Regions from separate parts of the Homo sapiens genome. Here region 2 is linked to region 1. A link is an interaction called in ENCODE POLR2A ChIA-PET data of the cell type or tissue named here. Cell type or tissue: Panc1. All regions are shown on one strand. Each heading gives the region's core, and the rest is flanking DNA. Links, peaks and the distances in the headings are about the cores only. Region 1 overlaps LOC105373682 (a long non-coding RNA gene). Region 2 overlaps MMADHC-DT (MMADHC divergent transcript).

The links. ChIA-PET counts read pairs that join two places held together with the same protein. Peaks named below come from ENCODE experiments on the same cell type or tissue, not always from the same donor. Only the 100,000 strongest peaks of a DNase experiment are listed, where the experiment ranks them.
Region 2: POLR2A ChIA-PET joins it to region 1 with 8 read pairs; 2 of 35 experiments call an interaction of 5 or more read pairs at or near these places.

What each region holds. Positions count from the first base shown.
Region 1 is chr2:150,157,368-150,160,292 of GRCh38, reverse strand. All of the region lies in intron 1 of LOC105373682 (a long non-coding RNA gene), which reads left to right. Among named protein-coding and RNA genes, the nearest start is that of LINC01818, 11 kb to the left of the region's middle. In Panc1, for the core only: no CTCF peak of the experiment used is centred there; no DNase peak of the experiment used is centred there; H3K27ac peaks cover 388 bases.
Region 2 is chr2:149,613,771-149,616,695 of GRCh38, reverse strand. The region is part of intron 1 of MMADHC-DT (MMADHC divergent transcript); the gene reads right to left. Among named protein-coding and RNA genes, the nearest start is that of MMADHC, 27 kb to the right of the region's middle. In Panc1, for the core only: no CTCF peak of the experiment used is centred there; no DNase peak of the experiment used is centred there; H3K27ac peaks cover 222 bases.

The DNA of each region.
Region 1 (2,925 bases), core at 106-2,605:
CAGGGGGGAATTGTACTTTCATACCCAAATTGGAATCACATTTCCTCCACGGGGACTTTTCCAGCTTTTGGCATAGCCTATGAACAGGGCAAGCTTGGTTCCTCATGGTATAACAAAACTGGGTTCACATTATAGCTTCCTGTGGTTTAGTGAGGACGGCAGAGATGAAGATAAAACTAATGGGAAAGCCCTGGATTCCCTTTTATCACCAAACACATGAGCATCAACAGAGCCTTAAATAAAGCCAACACAGTCCATTCTTAATGCTCAGTTCTCACAATTAGCAGACTCCCTAAGCATCTATAATTGTAGTTGGACACTTTTTGGGTACATTTTTTGGGGATACTTGTTGGGCATCCTTTTTCAAAAAAATGTCTTTTCTGAGTAATTAAGGGTACCTGCAACAAAACATATTACTAAGTGGCCCTTGAAATTTCTACAATTTATTCTAAGGTATAATTTCTCTGTCTCTGGCCTCCAGTCATTTTATTGCTAGAGGGATAGATGAGACAGGAGAGAAAGGAAGAGAAAGAAATATGAAATTTATCAGCAATCAGGTCATTCAGCACCTGTTGAAAGTATATCAATAAATTTTTGAAGTATATTTTCTTTAAGCAGGATTTGAAGCTCCTTGATGGGACATTAAATTTTGTCTTTTATTCATCTATCACAGTAACATCAAAGTAACTCCCAACCACAGCTGCAGACTAGAAACGCCTGAAGAGCTTTTACGTCATATCAGTGTTTAGGCCCCGCTGCAGACCCGTTAAGTCTCCATTTCTTGTGGGTGAGGTGCAGACTTGAGTCATTTCTGAAAGCTCCAGGTGATTCTATTGTTCAGGCAGGATGGAGCTAGCTCATTGCTTTACCTAGATTAGGTGTCATTTGCTATTTTAAGGAACCATTAAATCTTTTTAATCACCCCCCAATTCCCATGAAAATAGCAACACTTCATAGATTTAACACAGTTGTTCTGTAAGAAATTATCATTAACCTATCCCATGGTTAATTGGATAAAGCTTTTGTTGAAAACAAGCAAACAAAATAAAGCCACTACCTTATTTGCACCTCCATTTCATCCTTCTTGCAAAAGGTCCCTGAGATACCTGCTGATTAAAATCCCATGAGGTGCCTTTGCACACGTGACATATTCCTGCACATATACCTTTAATATTCTCCTTATTTTTAAAGAAAGACACACAAAAGGAAAATGAAAGAGGCTTACTTGAATATGGCACTTCTGACTGAATGGTCAGAGTACAATTTAAGAACATTTTGTCATGATCAAAATTATAAAATATAGTTCAAAGTCATATTAGTTTAAAAAAGTTGAAACCAATTTTTGGAAATGTTTGAGACAGTCTTTAATACAATCAATTTATACAAGTGCAATGCAATATTTCTGCTTTCTGTGTATGAACTCCCCAGAGAGATTAGTTTTGGTTTTCTCTCCTGGAACACGGAAATATAGAACCTTGAGATGTCTGTGAACAGTAAATGACATAATGGAGGAAAAATCGATATTTAGGTTGCAACACAATATTCTGGTATATGGTATTTTTATTATTGCTTCACCTTATTAACCTTAAAATTTTATATGCAAATGAATATTTTAGCTGGGAAACAATGCAAATATAATCATTAATTGTAACTTTTATTAAGCAATTACTAGGTACTCAACTTCTTGTTAAGTACTTTATATGATTTCATTAAACCTTCACAGCAACCCAGTAAAGAAAGTACAGTTATTATCCTTATTTTACAGATTTGGAAACTGAGGTTTATGGGTTCTAAGTCTTCCAGCAATTTCAAGTGAAGGTTTCCAGTAGGTGTAAAAATACTTAAATTTTTCTGCAATTATTGGTCTAAGAATCCGGACTGATTTGTTCCTCTTTATATCTTTGTATATTCTCATATCAAAGACAATTTCATTTAGATGTAAACGCACAGTGAGAGCACTGAGAAAAGGAATGCCATTGTTACTTGGTTCACCAGAGTCATGCACCTCAGTCATGCTAGATTCCAGCTCCAGATGACAGCCATTCTCTCCATGGCCTTTCCTTGGACTCCACCAGACACTAAAAATAAAATAATTGCCTTATTCTTATATATCGATTATATGATACGTGTGCCATCCTAACTTAAAAGACAAACTCTAGATGTAGGGCTTCCTAATTCTTCAAATGAGGTATACTGTACTAAGGTTCCAACTCGTTTTCTTCTTGTTTTTCATTTGAAATGGAAGCATGGTGACAATGGAGAGATTATTTTAGGTGATAAAGGCCTGTGCAATTGTACTATGAAGGTAACTCTCAGGCAGGGCTGAGGAGAGAAAAGGAGGTGACCTGAATGCTCTTTTACATATCCACAAGGTGACCAGTCCCATCTTAGAATAGGGAGTAAATTATGCCTAAATCCAGCATCACATGCAGCTTAATAGATAATAAGCAAACACCATTGCAACCATGTGCTGTTTCATTACAATGCCATCTTTGATTTGTCTCTGTCTACCAGATTCTAGTGATTTTAACGAAGCTTTACCATTCTGCAAAATTACTAATTCATTGGCCTATGTCTCAAATGCATTGTGTATGATAGAATCATCTTGAAAAAGCAAGAGAAATATATCCATCTTAATGCTGACTGGGACCTCAGTTTGGATTTTATTGTAGCTTATATTTTATTTCAAAGTTACTTTATCAAAGCATTTAAGGGATGCAAACTTTACCTTTTGACACCTAAAGTCAAAGTACTAATACCAGGAATGGTTTCAATAGACTTCTGCAATTCATTGAGGAGATCATAAAAAAATAGCTTGCTTAAATTTGCAAAAGCTTTGAGGAAAGAAATGAGGATGAAACAATCATATTTGTTCAGTCTTTTCATATATCCTCTGTTGAAACCTCACGACGACCTGGGAGATTT
Region 2 (2,925 bases), core at 198-2,697, 540 kb after region 1:
GTTCCCTGGGGGTCCAAAAAAAAAACACAAAAGAGCAATATCCAAAAGTGCCAAACATCTTTCCAGGGGTAGCTTTTTCAGGGGGAAGAATCTAATTCAGTGAGGACTCACAATGTGTTATACTGAAAAATGGAATGAAAATACATTTCCAGCCTTCTCAAGCAGACTCCAACAGTGAAGAAAAAACCAGAACACAAAACATTCTCAGGTTATAGCCAAGTTCTAGATGGATCTCAAGACCCAGCAGAGAGATTAATTTAATTTTCTAAGATAGCAGAGTAAGTCAAGAAATAGGGAATTTAAATGAAATTATTTTTGCCTGACTACCATATCAAATCCTTAAATAATAAGGCAGTGTCTAACTCCATTATTTCAAACTTCAAATATTGTTTCTAGCATAATAAGAGAAGCATGCAGAAAGGGGATGGGAGGCATACTGCATTGTTATTCAAAGCAAACCCTCAGCATCTTCTGTACTTCATTCATTCACATATATGTATTCACATATATGTATTAACTATTCCATTCAAAGTTCTGTGCAAGCTGCTAGGGCTGAAATTGTGAACAAGATAGATAAGACTGTTGTCTTCATATAGAAGCAGAGAAGAGAGAAAAACTGCATTTTGAACAACAGACAAGCTCTAGCTATGCCAAAGCTCTAGCTAAACTGATATACTTGGTCAAGGTGTCCAGCCTTTGTAGAAAGAATTTCAATTTGGGTTCTGGCTCTGTCACTAACCTAACTTGTGACCTCAAACAAGTCATGAATACTTTCTGGCTCCCAATTTGGAGACAATGGCACCTGTTTTAGGGAGCTGAGATTCAAAGAAGACAATGAAGTTTTATAAAGTGTTATATAAATAAAATGTCTTATTACAAATATTAGAAAACACTTATAGCGGCCAAGCATGGTGGCTCACGCCTGTAATCCCAGAACTTTGGGAGGCCGAGGCGGGCGGATCACCTGGAGGTCAGGAGTTTGAGACCAGCCTGGCCAACATGGTGAAATGGCGTCTCTACTAAAAATACAAAAATTAGCTGGGCATGGTGGCAGGTGCCTGTAATCCCAGTTACTCGGGAGGCTGAGGCAGAAGAATCACTTGAACCTGGGAGGTGGAGGTTGCAGTGAGCCGAGATTGTGCCATTGTACTCCAGCCTGGGTGACAAGAACAAGACTTCGTCTCAAAAAAAAAAAAAAAAAGCACTTATAGCAAAAATACTTGTTAAGAGTTAGCATTCTATTTGTTGCCTAATTCAAATCTAACAAAAATATCTGCTGTCAGAGCCAAAAGAGTAGGTTGTGATTGTAGCTAATCATTTACACAATACATCATGAAGAACACACAACACTCAGATCTGTACAAAGTCACAAGCTAAAGCATAATGACGTTTTACACAGTTTTCTTTAAATTGTTCACAAACTATGTAAAAAAAAAAGAAAATGCATATTTTCCATTCAATACTCTTCAGAATTAAAGAAAAATAAGAGATACAGAAAAATAGGCCTTTTTAAATAGGCAAATATAATTTTCTTTAATGAATAGATAGGTTTATTTCAGTTAGTAGTCAATGACTCCAGGGAAAGAAGTTAAGGGAATAGTCCATGAGGTTTTGGTGTGTGTGTGTGTTTTTTCTTCCTTTCTCCCCTACCTCTCTACCAAAGGAAAGGAGCCAAGACAAATGGTGAACTGAAGGTTCCTTGTATTCTCCCATAATTCAGGTACATATTTTTTCCAGCTGAAAAGGGGGTAAGTACTTCTTCAGCGATGACCCAGAATGATCAGTTTCCATTTCAGAAAGAATGGTTAAAAACAAATACACATATAGTAGACATGCAATTGTAGTCACACAGAGAGATTTTTTTCCTACATCTAAAACAAATGAATCTAAGTATTTTAAGTGGCTTTACCAGTTGGTAGAAAATGTGCGAAACATAATTCACAGGTGTGTCTACTGGGTTCCTTTTAAGGCAATGAGCAGCTAGGGGGTTCCCATTATCAGACAATAAGCACAATAGTTTTAAATCCAAACCCACTGCAGAATCAAAAACTGCCACAGTGGGAGAAGTCAATCAAAAATATTTTCATTGAATGCTTTAGCACTGGAGGCATTGAGAATGCAGTGCAGCTCATCAAGACAGATTCCCTGTCAGCAAATCCTGGCACACGTATATGGGAAAGCTATGACCCTCTTGCAAACAGACAGCTTAACTCCCTCACCTTTGGTGTAGTGGGGCACACCCTACTACCTATAGCAAACTTCCCATAGGGCAGAATATTAGCTTGGCATGAGATGGCTTATCACCTAGTTATTCTAGGCATGGTGGGGTAGTCACAACCAGTAAACCTTCTAATGTACTCTCTTTCCAGGAACGCATAGACAAGGTAAAGAGGACAAGTCTATTATAAGCTTAAATACTTAATAACTTAGTGGGGTAAAGATTTAATACCAGCATCTTGCCAGCAGAAGTTAAAAATGGACAGAAAGAGCCACAAAGAAACAACAGGAACCCCCGCTACCCCCACCACACACACACACACACACACACACACACACACACACACACATCAGAATTTTGCCTACTACAGAATGCAATTCTACAAATCACATAAAAGCTGCAAAGGAGTAAGTTTTCAGTAAACGTTGTCAAAAATTAAAAGCAACGCTATAAAGGTATTGTAAAAAAAAACACACACACACACATACAAGGGAAAGAAAGACACTAGGAAGTTGGGTGATGACTGACTCACAAAAATGTCTTATAGAAACATCAGCATGAAGAGAAACTACATCTTAACCAAAACCATCTGATGGCTGAACTCTAGGTGCCTTGTAAACAGGATCTTTGCCTTTATTTTTCTCTCAGCAGCTGACTGCAATTTTGGTGGTTTAAATAAAATCTGGATTTTTTTTCTACAGATGAAA